Linked DNA regions of Mus musculus: regions 1 and 2 are each linked to region 3. Evidence: chromatin contacts called from ENCODE POLR2A ChIA-PET data. All regions are on one chromosome and are shown on one strand. The core of a region is the stretch at or near the end of the contact, and the rest is flanking DNA. Distances in the headings are between cores, read along the strand shown. Region 1 holds the start of Apba3 (amyloid beta (A4) precursor protein-binding, family A, member 3). Region 2 holds the start of Fzr1 (fizzy and cell division cycle 20 related 1). Region 3 holds the start of Cactin (cactin, spliceosome C complex subunit).

What was found. ChIA-PET counts read pairs that join two places held with the same protein, here RNA polymerase II (POLR2A).
Region 1: POLR2A ChIA-PET joins it to region 3 with 18 read pairs in Patski. The contact joins the promoter of Apba3 here to the promoter of Cactin in region 3. POLR2A ChIA-PET finds 5 or more read pairs at or near these places in 3 of 5 experiments (Patski and embryonic stem cell).
Region 2: POLR2A ChIA-PET joins it to region 3 with 26 read pairs in Patski. The contact joins the promoter of Fzr1 here to the promoter of Cactin in region 3. POLR2A ChIA-PET finds 5 or more read pairs at or near these places in 5 of 5 experiments (Patski and embryonic stem cell).

Annotation. Positions count from the first base shown.
Region 1 is chr10:81,265,484-81,269,918 of GRCm38, forward strand. Apba3 (amyloid beta (A4) precursor protein-binding, family A, member 3) reads left to right here and starts at 2,689. Exons shown (of 11, transcript NM_018758.2): 1 at 2,689-2,836; 2 at 3,296-3,978; 3 at 4,062-4,101. The coding sequence starts at 3,412. It overlaps Mrpl54 (mitochondrial ribosomal protein L54), which reads right to left and starts at 1,443. Exons shown (of 3, transcript NM_025317.2): 1 at 1,290-1,443; 2 at 168-324. The coding sequence starts at 1,407.
Region 2 is chr10:81,375,303-81,379,698 of GRCm38, forward strand. Fzr1 (fizzy and cell division cycle 20 related 1) reads right to left here and starts at 3,068. Exons shown (of 14, transcript NM_019757.1): 1 at 2,968-3,068.
Region 3 is chr10:81,319,810-81,323,895 of GRCm38, forward strand. Cactin (cactin, spliceosome C complex subunit) reads left to right here and starts at 1,294. Exons shown (of 9, transcript NM_027381.2): 1 at 1,294-1,637; 2 at 2,629-3,196; 3 at 3,312-3,457; 4 at 3,810-3,972. The coding sequence starts at 1,402. Pip5k1c (phosphatidylinositol-4-phosphate 5-kinase, type 1 gamma) reads left to right here. Exons shown (of 18, transcript NM_008844.3): 18 at 1-165.

The sequences.
Region 1 (4,435 bases), core at 1,439-3,938, 53 kb before region 3:
TGCTGCCCCCTTCAGCCTTTGGGGACATATGGTCTTGTGTACTCACTGGCATCCAGAACCACCCATGACAAGGGTAGACGAGCACAGCAGGCCTCAGGGGGCTATCCTGGAGCCCCATGTTCCTGAAGGCTGGGTGTCAGGATTCCTATGCAGTGTGGTACACTCACCATGTGGGGTACTCGGAGTCTGCCTTCAGGGCCACATCCTGGCCTTCCTTGTAGATGTTGACCCCCATGGCATGTGTGGTGAGCTGAGTGGGGTCTGTGCACACCTCGGGGTCCTTCAGGGCCTCAGCGGCCACGCCGCCCTTGCCGCCCTTGCCAACTGCACAGTGAGAGAACGGGACACTTCAGCCTGCCCAGCTCTGCCCTCCTTCAACCCTCCTTTGTGTGGCCTCCAACAACCAACAGCCCCAGCTCTCTCCATGCATAACAGGGTCCCTTGTTATGGCACAGACCTGTCCCACTCCCGTGGGCCCTGAAGGCCCAGCCCATACTACACAACCCCTCTTCCATTCAGTGATGTTGACATGGTGGCACATGCCTGGCATCCCAGCATTCTGGAGCTGAGGCTGGGGAGTCATAAGACCCTGTCTCAAAAAAAAAAACAAAAAACCAATTCTGAGAAGAGAGAGATGGCTCGGTAACTCTAGGCCAACTTGGCAACATTTTTTTTTTTTTTTTTTGAAGACAGGGTATGTCATGATGTAGCTCTCCTGGAACAACACAAAAAAGTAAACACTAAAAATATTTTTGAGATGGGGTCTTCCTGGCAGGCCTGGAACTCACAGAGATCACTCTGCTTCTCTGCTGGGATTAAAGGTATCACGTTCGCCTCAAAGCGTAATTTTTAAATAATTTTAAATAATGATTATCACGGGTGTGTACACTGTCACAGTGCTTGTGGGATTGGTCATCTCCTTCCCTGCTTATGTGGGTCCTGGGGATCAAACTCAAGGCTTTCCAGGCAAGCACCTTGCACAATGAACCAACCTGCCCACCCACATTACTTTTTAAATTAAAATAATGACAATAACTTAGTTGATGTTGGTTATGTTTGGTGATTTACTCAAAGTTGAAGCGTGACACCCAGCCTGGTCCCGCCCTGTCCCACAAGGGCCGCGCCTGCGCACTGAGCGTAGAGGCTAGCGGCGCACCCGCAGGCCTCACTACGCTAGCACGCACCGTTTGGCCTCCGTAACGCTGCGCCTGCGCAGTCAATCCTCAGAACCCCACCTCCCCAGCAGCGCTCCGGCCGTACCCACTTTGGTTCCTTCGGAGCCAACTCACCTGGCTTTTTAGCATATTCCCGGATAGAGAATCCTCCAGGTCTTCTGAGGACCGGGAGCGCCCGGGGATGCCAGCGGGCCCACACCCGGGAAGCCCGGAGGAGATGGGCGGCCGCCATGACGCTGGCCGGCCGCTCGCACGTGCAGACTTCCGTGTTACGTCAGCCCTCCAGATCGGCTTTGGAGGTGTTGGAGGCGCCGCGGCCTTCTGGGAAATGTAGTCTTTAAAAAAAAATTTGCCCGACTAACGACTAATTTTAACTTCTGTAGCTATCGACCGTTCAAAGAATATTTCATTAAATTCTTGCCCCCAGTTCAAATGGTGATGGCACACCTTTAATCCCAGTACTCTGGAGATACAGGTAGGAGGATCTCTGAATTCAAGGTTAACCTTGGCTACTGCTTGAGTTCCAGGACAACCAAGGCTACACAAAGAAACCCTGCCTCAGACGATGATGACGACAACAACAACAAGTATTTAGATCTTTATTTACTTTAAATGTCACAGCAAAATCATGCTTATATCCCTTGTGGAATTTTTGAAAGCTTAAAAGTTAGGACAGTCAGTTGTGATGTGGAGGTGGAGGCAAGAGAATCAGGAGTTTGGGTCGATCTGTCCTACACAGCAAGTTTGAGGTCAGCCTTGGCTATATGAGATCTTGGCTTAAACATATGGGTAGCTGAGAATGATGGGAGTGATGAACCCCAGCTTAATCCCCACACTTGGGAGGCAGAGGTAGGTAGATGCCTGTGAGTTCCTGGCCAGCCTACTCTACATAGTGATACGTATGTGTTCTATTCACTAATAGAAAAAAGTGGGGTTTGGTGATTGGGGCTTCGTAGCAGAAATGGAGGCTGGATGCACACAGGAAGCTGAGGCAGGAGGATCAGGAGTTTGAAGCCAGCCTAGGCTACATGAGACTCTCAAGAATAAATAGACTAGTACTAGAATCTTCTAGACTCATTGCTAACAAACCTAACCAGGTGAACTCTTTTTAGATCACACAGTTAAGTTTAGGAATTATCATTGTCCCTAATCTATATGTAGGACCGTGATGCAAATTCCAGTGTCAACTCAAGTCTAGATTGTACCGTTATAGATCCTTACTGGGATACAAAGTGGAAGTCCGTCCTCAATAACTTCCATTCCCACTTTTCCTTTGCACTCCAAATTTTCAAGTCATGGCTCTCTTTACCATCCCTGGTTTCTGCCCATGTCCTACCTCAGCCGTTACACTCTGAAGTGATGCAGAACCCGATTTTAGAAAAGAAAAGCCAGTTTGAGCCTCGCCTCCGTTCTTGTAGTCTCGGGATTCGAACCTGAGCTCTACTATCTATACTGCAACACTGGCGAGTCCCCGGAAGGAGAGAGAGCGGACTCGAGGACTACATTTCCCAGCAGGCCGTTTGAGAGTGTGTATGCGCAATAGTCCTGGATGGTGCAGTGACCGATGATCCGGTTCCAAAGCTGGGATCCCAGAGAGCTGCTGACTCTTCTGGAAGGACGGGCGGACCGTCCGGACAATCCTGCCCGGGCCGGAGACACAGGTACTGCGGGCCGTGCGGGACTGGACAGGCTCCCGTGGGTGACCCAAGGGCAGTGTCTGAGTTCTGAGACTGAAATCTGAGTTCTGGGGACGGAGCCTGAGTTTCAAGGGTCAGAGCCTGAGTTCTAGGGGCTAGAGGCTGAGTTCTCAGGACCAGTGCCTGAATTCTGGGGCAACAGCCTGAGTTCCACGACCTAAAGCCTGAGTTTTGGGGCTGGAGCCTGAGTTCTAGGGTCCGGAGCCTGGGTTTTTGAGACCAGAGCCTGAGTTCTAGAGACAGAAGCCTGAGTTCCCGGGGGCAGTGCTTGAGTTCCCAGGGGCAATGCCTGAGTTCCATAGCCGCAGCCTCAGTTCTAGTGTCTGTTGCTTGAGTTCTGAGGTCTGGAGCCTGAGATCTGGGGCAGGCACCTGAGTTCTTTGCTGGCTTCTGTGTAAAATGGGGTCCTTTCCTCCTGGGCAGGCCCCATGGGGATGGAATCTGTCACCTGTAGGACCATGGCTTGCCTACGAGATCCACACTCAGAGCCCTCATCTTCCAGCTTGGTGACAATGCCGGCCTGAACCTGGGTCTCAGACATGGAGTTCCTGCCAGGACCCCAGCATCCCCCAGGGCCCCCAACCATGGACTTGGAGGAGCCCAAAGGCCCCGAGGTGCCCTCTGAGAACCACCCCTCTAACACCCAGTCGGCCTTAGGGCCTGGAGGCCCTGTCACCCTGAGTGAGATGGAGCTGGACACATCCAGTGTGCAGGAGCTGGTTCAGCAGCTAGAAGCTCTACCCAGCGACCTGGGTGGCCCATTCCCAGATGGAGCCCCCTGTCCCCTGCACATTGCTACCGGCCAAGGACTTGCCACCCAGGAGAACCCAGATGCTGGTGGGCTCTTGTCGGCCGAGGCAGGCGGGGACGACCTTCTGGGTCTGCTGAGGGATGAGGCCTCTTCGCCTGCCCAATCTGTCCCCCAAGATCCTGCACAGACTGCACCCCGCCTTCTGCAGCCGCCAGAGGACCCTGATGGGGACCCGGGATGGATGGAAGGGGCATCAGCAGAGCCAGCAGACAGCAGGAGCTCCAGCAGTTCCCCGGAGCCCTGGCTGGAGACAGCACCCCTGGTGACACAGCAGGAACCACCTGTGGGTACCCAGGTAATAGTGCTCGCCTCTCTGACCTCTGACTTCTGACCCTCAGCCATGACTGGGGACTCAGCCCTGCACCTCTTATCTTCCAGAGCCGGGAGACCCTGGCCTCGTGCCCTGCCGTCACCGAGGGTGAGTGTCCATTTTTACACAGAAATCAGAATGTCCTAGAACAGCCCAAAAATGGGCTCTCAAGTAATGACACAAAGTTTGCCAGTGATGATCAAGGTCTAGAGAGGACTGAATGAGAGCAGATCTTAGACGGCCAAAGAGGTGACATAAGCTGTAGAATGTTCTAGAAGCCATGCTGGTTTAGCACACTGGTTGACAGAGGATAGCTCCAGGCTGCTCTGGGGAGTTTTGAGAGCTAAAGATGGCATTTACAGGGCTGGCGAGATGGCTCAGTGGGTAAGAGCACTGACTGCTCTTCCAAAGGTCCTGAGTTCAAATCCCAGCAACCACATGG
Region 2 (4,396 bases), core at 1,818-4,317, 57 kb after region 3:
CTGAGGCAAGAGGATTGTTGAATGTTTCAGGCTGCCTGAGCCAAAGTGAGACTGTGGTTAGAAATAAAACCCAGAAAAACTGGTGCTGAGAGGGTTCAGGAGGCAACCCCAGCCAAGCCTACAGGCCTGCCCTGCAGCCCAGGGACTCATGAGGTGGATGGAAGAGTTCACCCCAAAGGCTCCCTGTGAGGCAGGGACACATGCGCGCGTGCGCACACAGACACAGACAGAGTGCTGAGTCAACACGTGCTGCTGTAGTGGAGGACCACCTCTAAGACCAGCTCCGGAGCATCCAACGTCCTCTCTGGTCTCAAGCTCCTACACACAGAGAGACACAGACACACACACACGAAATAAAAAAGAATGTTGCACTGACTGCCCTTCCGAAGGTCCTGCGTTCAAAACCCAGCAACCACATGGTGGCTCACAACCACCCATAATGAGATCTGCCACCCTCTTCTGATGCATCAGAAGCCAACTATAGTGTACTTATGTATAATAATAAATAATTTAAAAAACAAATAAATAAATGTGGCTGGAGAGGGGGCTCAGCCGTGTAAAGACCACAGGCAACGAGCCCAAGTTTGGCCTCCAGCACCCATATTAAGTGATTCGGAACCACCCATAATTCCAGGTGTGGGACACAGCACCCCTTTGGCCTTCTGTGGGCAATGCCTGTCTTTGGCAAACATACAGACAAGCAGATACACACACATATACATAAAAATACACACAGCTAGGCTGGAGAGATGGTTCAGTGGTTAAGAGCACTAACTGCTCTTCCAGAGGTCCTGAGTTCAATTCCTAGCAACAACATGGTGGCTTACAACCATCTGTAATGGGATCGGATGCCCCTTTCTGGTGTGTCTGAAGACAGCTACAGTGTACTCATGTACATAAAATAAATAAATCCTTTTAAAAAAATAGTAGAATAAACACAGTTGGGCGGGAGACATGGTTTAGCTCTTCCAGAGGACCGCAGTTCAATTCCCAGCACCTACACAGCAGCTCACAACTGTAACTTCAGTTTCAGGGGATCTGACACCCTTTTCCAGTCTCTACCAGCAACAGGCACAAATGTAATACCTAGATATAAACACAGGAAAAATACCCATACACATAAAAATATCAAAAAAGCCACACATACACTTTTTTCTTTTGTTTTTTTCAAGACAGTTTCTCTGTGTAGCCCTGGCTCTCCTGGAACTACTCTGTTGACCAGGCTGGCCTTGAACAGAGAGATTGGCCTGCTTTTGCCTCTACATGAACTATTACTGCCCAGCACCCACATACATCTTTTAAAAATAATGTTAAAGGTAAAGAAGGCTATGGGCGTGGTCAGGGGTGGAGCCCCTGTCTAGAATCTCCCAGTGAGGGGCTGGGGGTGTGGTCAGGGTGGAGCCCCTGCCTAGAATTTCCCAGTAAGGGGCTGGAGCCTGGCTCATTGGTGACCTCTCTCTTCTAAGCATGTGCAAAGGCCTTAGGTTTCATGCCCAGAACCAGGAAATAAACCACACCAAGACTCCTCCAGTGCACACTTAGCTCCTGACCCTCTATCCGAAGGAAGCAAAGAGACCCTTGAACCACAAAACATGGGCTAAACTCCTCAAGTACCAAATCCACACTTGAGAACTCCATTAATCTTTACAACACATGCCATCCCAGCCCCATGAGAGCTAGAGCCACCAACTCCCTTTCTTTCTAAGCCCTGATCCCGAGAGCCAGAGGTGGTGTCTGTTCTGGGTGAATCTTCACTGGGGAATCACCCTCATTCAAACAGCAGGAAGGAGCTAGGACTGGGACTCAGCAGCCAGAGGAATGAGGTCATCTCTCAGACAGGACGGGTAGGGGGCGTGCTTCCCACCAGGTGTTCTCAACAAGGAGTGCATCCCACCAGGTGCTCTCAATTAGCAGAGAATTTAGGGGAGCGGGGTAGGAAGGTAATGCCTATACAGAGGTTGGTGTCAGGCTTACAGCTGGAGACAAGTGAAGTTGGTGGGGTGATTTAAGGGCTTTGTAGGGGACAATGGCTTTGGATCAGGGATAGAGGATGGAAGGACCTGGACTTGCATTTGAAGACACAGAGTGGAGGTTCAGATCTGAGAGGGTACGTGGTGGATTTGGGGACACAGAATGTCTGTGGTTTCTGGCCATGTCTCCCCTGAGATGAGACACCTGGTTGTTGGCTGAACCACTGGGTGTTTACGGCAAATTTAGTTCACAATCCTTCCCACCTGGGGAATGCCAGATTTGAGACTCCTGGACTCTGGAGGTTGACTCAGATCCCAGTTTGGATGTAGGGAGCATCTGAGGCAGGGGGATTTACATTTGGAAGTCAACAGGGTGCAGATGAATGGTTTGCAGTTGAGTCTTGAGTGATCAGCATGAGACAGAATGCTCTAAATTTAAGGGAACATAGCTCAAAAGAATACAGAGTGTTGGTGACAGGGCGAGGTCATTGGGGACAGACCGTCTGAGATCTGACTCAGGACCTCACCTGAATTGGGTGGTTTTGGTGGAAGTAGTAAAGGGTGACCTGAATTTGGGGGCGCAAGGAGCCTGACCTAGGGTTCTGAGCTGCAACATGTGGAATGCCTGGATTTGGACATTAGCCGTGCTCTGAACAAGGCTCTGGGCGATGATTGCTGTGATGGACAGAGCGAGGTCAAGGCGAGGTTGCCGGGTGAGGGGACTCAGGGTTGGGGTGACTCAGGGCCTCATCTGGGAAGCTGGTTTGCATTCTGGGGTTCGGGGGAACAAGACGGGTGGTGCCCTGGATTCGAGGGGAGCAACTATCAGAGCAGAGCTCTGGGGATGGAGGACTCTGACAGACTCAGAGAGCTGGCGGGGTCGGGGCCGGTACTGGAGGTCGCTGGGATGTGGGGTTCAGGATCAGGCCGCACTGGAGCCCCAGAGAAGGAAGGGGTCGGCTGGGGGGGCGGGTCCCCGAGTCACCCGTGTCCTCACCTGCCTCGCTCCGGTCGCCAGCCGGCACCCGCCGGTTCCCGCCGGTCCCAGGAACACGCCGCGCCTGTTCGAGGCCCCGCCGTTGCGACAGGCCCCGCCGCCGCTGCTCACGGGAATCCCCCGGCCTCCGCGGTAGCTAATATGGCGGAACTCAGTGGCAACCCGACTCCCTCCCCCAATCTGTCCCGCAGGCCGCGCGCGCGCCCGCGACCGGCCCCGCCGCCCAGCGCATCACCGCGCCTAGGCCACGCCCCCTAGGTCCTCCCCCCCAACGCCGCCAAGGTTTTCCGTGGGCAAGCCACGCCCTCAGCCACGCTCACGGCCCACACGCACGGATCTCTCCGCCAACCCCCTGTGGCCTGTGCTGAAGCCACGCCCCTCGAGTTACCAACGCCTCTCCTAGGCCACGCCCCCACACCGCCTCTTTCCCTGTCCCTTGCGGGCACGCCCCCTAGACACTCCCACTCTGTGCCGTGCTCGCGTCCACCCCAAACAGCTGCGCCTGCGCGCCCCAGCGCGGAGCAGCTCGGGAGTATGGGACGTCCTTCAGGATTTAAATCAATACAGGAAGCGAGACGGCACTTGTTGCCCGGGGCAACCGTGTTGGGATGAGCAGTCGGGGAAGACCACGGCTGAATGGGGGGGGGGGACGACTAGAACAGGAGTAACTAGGCGCGGAGGAAGGCGTGGCTCCTGTTTGTGGAAGAAGTGGGGCGCTTCCCCCTGAAGCTATGATTCACTCAACAGTTAAGTGACTACCCCACGGATGGCGCTCGGCGCGCGGACGCTGCTGGTTACTCACTGTGCGTTTATTGTTTTCAATTTTCGAGCTACCTTTTTCTCTCTAGCCAGGCTAGCCTCGAGCTGGAAGCAATTCTCCAGCCTCAACTTCTGCATTGTTAGAACGACTGTTAGACACCTGCCCCCCCAAAATATTTATCGTGTCCCTGAGTACTCACTCCCAGAAGCCCCAAGTGATGACAGCTGGAAATAAACCTCAAGAGGGTCCAGGTTCAAAACCATACATGTTGGGCCCATCACAATGGCTCAAAAGGTAGGGTGATTGCAGCTAAGCCAGCTGGAGCCCACCTTATACCCAGGATCACTTGGTAGAGGGCGAGAACCAACTCCTGCAAGGTGTAACTCTGACCATCCCATGGGCACACCTGTGCCAGCCCCTGGGTAAATGACACTAAACAAATTAAGAACACAGACTGTTCTTCCAAGAGGTCCTGAGTTCAATTCCCACATGGTGGCTCACAACCATCTGTAATGGGATCCGATGTCCTCTTCTGGTGTGTCTGAAGATAGCGACAGTGTACTTACATAAAACACGTAAATAAATCTTAAAAAACAAAACAAAACACCAAAAAAAAAAAAAAACCCAAATAGGGTTGGGTTTTGTTGTGTTGTTTGGCCTTCTGTTTGG
Region 3 (4,086 bases), core at 44-2,543:
CCTATGTGGTCTGGTGTTTGACAATCCAAGCACAGTGTCCTCTTGGCACCAACCAGAGGGGCCTGTCCCTCCAGCGCAGCCGGCAAATGTATGCAGTCCAGGTCCCCGCCCCACCTGTCACAGCCCCTCTTTTTGAGATCTGTAATAAATCTCTAATAAGAAACAGCTCCTCTCCGGTGACTTATGCGTGCGTGCGATGGGAGAGCAGGCGAAGGGTGGGCACCACGTGTTTTGTCTCCCCCGCTCTAAACCCTCCCTGGATCCCACATGATGAATCCCAATTCGCAGATGACTTCCTTTCTCCAAGCCTAAACTTCCCTATCCATAGATTAGCCACAAGTTGAGCGCAGTACGCAAGCTGGCGGGCGTAGTAGTACTCAGACTCGTCCTGGAGTCAGCCAGAGACTGTCTGTTCATGTCCTGTTGTTTTATTAGCTCGGAACCGGTTGCTACAAGGCTACCCTAGAAACCGAGGACTCCCGCGAGCGCTTGGGTCTCCGGGTTTCAATTTTTAGAAGTACACCGGGCCCTGCAGGTTTAAGTTCCGCCCACTCTAGCCACGCCCCTTTGACGTCCTTTTCCAAGCCCAGCAAGACCCCTAAGCGCAGTTTCTGGGTTCATTGGCCCCGCCCTCAGATCCAATGTGTCCATCTCGCCCCCAAGGTCCCGCCCACCGCCGCTCTACTTCCTCCCACTCCTCAGTCGGCCACTCTCGACTACATATCCTGCCCGTACCCATTCACAGTTCGTAGTTACAGATGTCAATCTTGCCTCAATCAGCCCCTCTTCCACCCTCTCAAATCCTGATATGCACTCCTCCGCCCATTGGTCTACGCCTGTCAATCTAGTTTACCAGACCCCGCCCACCCCGGCTCCCGTAACCGCCATTCTTGCGTTCCTTCTCAGGCCACGCCCAGCGCAGGTCCCCGGCCGGGTCTCCCGATCTACAGTTGTCGATCTCCGTAAGCCCCGCCTAACCCAGCCCTATTCTTTCCCCATAAGCTCCTCTACTAGGCTCCGCCCCTAGGGCACTGCCCATGCAAGTGCAGGCTCCGCCCACTAGGCGCCTCTTCCGCCCTGGAACAACCGCCTCGTAGCTCCGCCTCCCTAAGCACGCTACTCGCCGGTCACCTAGGGCGCGAGGGAGGGCCCACCTAGGTCAGTCTCCTTCACTGCATGAATGGAGCGTCAATCCGCTAGTTCTAACGGCGTCCCGTTAGGAATCTACTATGTGTTCCCAGCTTGAGAACTCCGGAGAAATCTCGGGTTATGTTGTCCCTGGAGTCCCGGTTAGAGGGAGTAAGTCATTCCCTGTGATCAGGCGCACTTTGGACAGTCCTTAGAGCGCCGCGCCAAAGGAAAGCCCCCGGCGCCAAGCTTCCTGGTTGTTTACGCGCGCGCATGCGCGGCGCGGGCCGCCAAATGGGTCGGGACTCTCGCTCGCGCTCACGGTCTGTGGGTCGCAGGGGTCGGAAGCAGCGGAGTCGAAGCCGGGGCCGGAGCCGCAGCCGGAGTCGGAGTCGGAGTCGGAGTCGGAGTCGGAGCCGGAGCCGGAGCCGGAGCCATGGGCGGAGCAGCCGAAGGCGACGGGAACACGAGCGGCGGCGCGAACGCAAGCGGCGCAGCCGAGGGCGCAGGTGAGCGTCCTGGGGGCTGCTCGGGCCTGGGAGCCGAGGGACAGGCGGGGCAGTATCCGAGATGCCGGGCTGCGCCGGGGCAAAGGAGACTTCCGGGGACCGCGGGCCATGAGCATAGGGGACCGAATGACTCCACTCGCCACCTCTGCATTCATAGACATTGTCTTGTCCCGGGCTGGCCTCCTGCGTCAGCCTCTGGAATGCTCGGGATTACAAGCCATTGCCTCACAGTTAAGGTTTTTTGCATTTCCTCATAGTTAATTCTGCTCAGTTGACAGCCCTTCTTCTCAACTGGCAGTACTTCTAACAAGTTGACCAAAGCCTAATCAGGACACCGTTCATACAGCACTGGAGATACAAGCCCGAACAGCCACATCTATCTTTTACTGTGGGTACTGGGGATTCGAACTCATGTCCTCAAAATACTACCTGGTGGTATTCCTCTTTCGTGGTTCCTGGGCTGTCAGAGAGTCCATCTATTGGGCCTCTCGTCTGTCATTTCTCATCCCTTCTACCTGTCATCTCAGCAGGACTTGACGGCACTGTACACACCAGTAACCCCAACACTTAGGAGACAGATAAGAACCAGCCTGGCTGTAGAGGGAGTTCCCACCTGATAGCATTGTAGATGTCATATTTAAAATAAAACAAGCACTCAGAAAGCAGAGACAGGAGGGTCTCTGAGTTCCAGGACAGCCAGGGCTACACAGAGAAGCCAGCCCTGTCTCGAAAAAAATCAAAAATTAAAAGAAAATAAAAACTACATAAAAAAGAACTACTCCCTCACTTTTAACCTTCATTTCTCTTGCTGTATTGTCTGTTATGGCCCTGGGACTTGTGTAGCTCTACTATGAAGGACAGCCTAGCTCATGTGGGGAGCAATGTGATTTACAGGCCGGTGAGGCTAGAATTCTAGGCAAGTACCTCAGCACCTAGGATGGTGCCCAGCAGCAGCCAGCATTGAACAGGTCTTGATGTGTCCTTCCCACAGGTCAGATTCGGAAGGAGAGCAGCGGCAGAAGTCTAGGAGGCGAAGCCAGAGCCTTCGACCACCCCGATGGCACTCACAGAACCAGTCCTCATGCTCTGACTCGGGTGAGGAGCGGGCTCAGGGCTCCTGGGCCCGTAAGGGTCACAGGCGCTCGTGGTCCCCGGGGTCATCAGCGTCTAGCTTGGACTCCCCAAGACGCTCCCGGAGTCCCGGGACAGCTACCCTGGCCCTGAGCCAGCAGCAGAGCCTGCAGGAACGGCTGCGGCTTCGTGAGGAGCGGAAGCAGCAAGAAGAGCTGCTCAAGGCCTTCGAGACGCCTGAGGAGAAGCGTGCGCGGCGACTGGCCAAGAAGGAAGCTAAGGAACGCAAGAAGCGGGAGAAGATGGGCTGGGGTGAGGAGTACATGGGCTACACCAACACCGACAACCCCTTTGGAGACAACAACCTGCTCGGCACCTTCATCTGGAACAAGGCCTTGGAGAAGAAGGGCATCAGCCACCTGGAGGAGAAGGAGCTGAAGGAGCGCAACAAGAGGATCCAGGAAGACAACCGTCTGGAGCTGCAAAAGGTAGGCCGGCCTCGCACGCACGCACACTTGCATGGGAGCTCACATCCTCTTCTGGAGGCTGGATGTGCCTGGACACACGCCTCTCACCATGGTGGCTCCCTGTGTTGCTGTCCAGGTCAAACAGCTGCGGCTAGAGCGGGAACGGGAGAAAGCCATGAGGGAGCAGGAGCTGGAGTTGCTGCAGCGGGAGAAGGAGGCAGAACACTTTAAGACGTGGGAGGAGCAAGAGGACAGCTTCCACTTGCGGCAGGCCAAGCTTCGGTGCGCTCCTCCCTGGCCTTCTATTGGAAACTACAATCTCATGCCAATCTCTGCCAGGCGTGGCGTGTGAACTCATGAGACAAATCCCCGGGGAGTCCCGTTAAGACAGTGATGGGGATATGGGATCCATTGTCCAGAGTATCTCCGCCTCACTGAAGGAACCTGAGCACAGACCTGGTCAGATGTATTGAGGACCCCAGCTCAACCCTATTGTCCCACCTTGGGGAGGGCCAGGCTCACAGGGCCATCTGACACTCCTATCAGTCTGAACCTGTTTGGCTGGTTGGGGCTGAGGGTCAGCTGTGCCAGCGGAACTCTGGCCCTGACCCTGCCACCCTATTTCCTCCTGCAGCTCCAAGATCCGAATCCGAGATGGGCGAGCTAAGCCCATCGACCTCCTGGCCAAGTACATCAGCGCAGAGGATGACGACCTGGCGGTGGAGATGCACGAGCCCTACACCTTCCTCAACGGCCTCACTGTGGCGGACATGGAGGACCTACTAGAAGACATCCAGGTGCTGCACATACTTCGGTCTGGGTAGCTGTACCTGGCTCTGCCCTGCCCTACCCTGCCCTATATTGCCTCAGCCCTCCTCCCCACACCCCTCCTTCAGGCCCCACCGCTCACA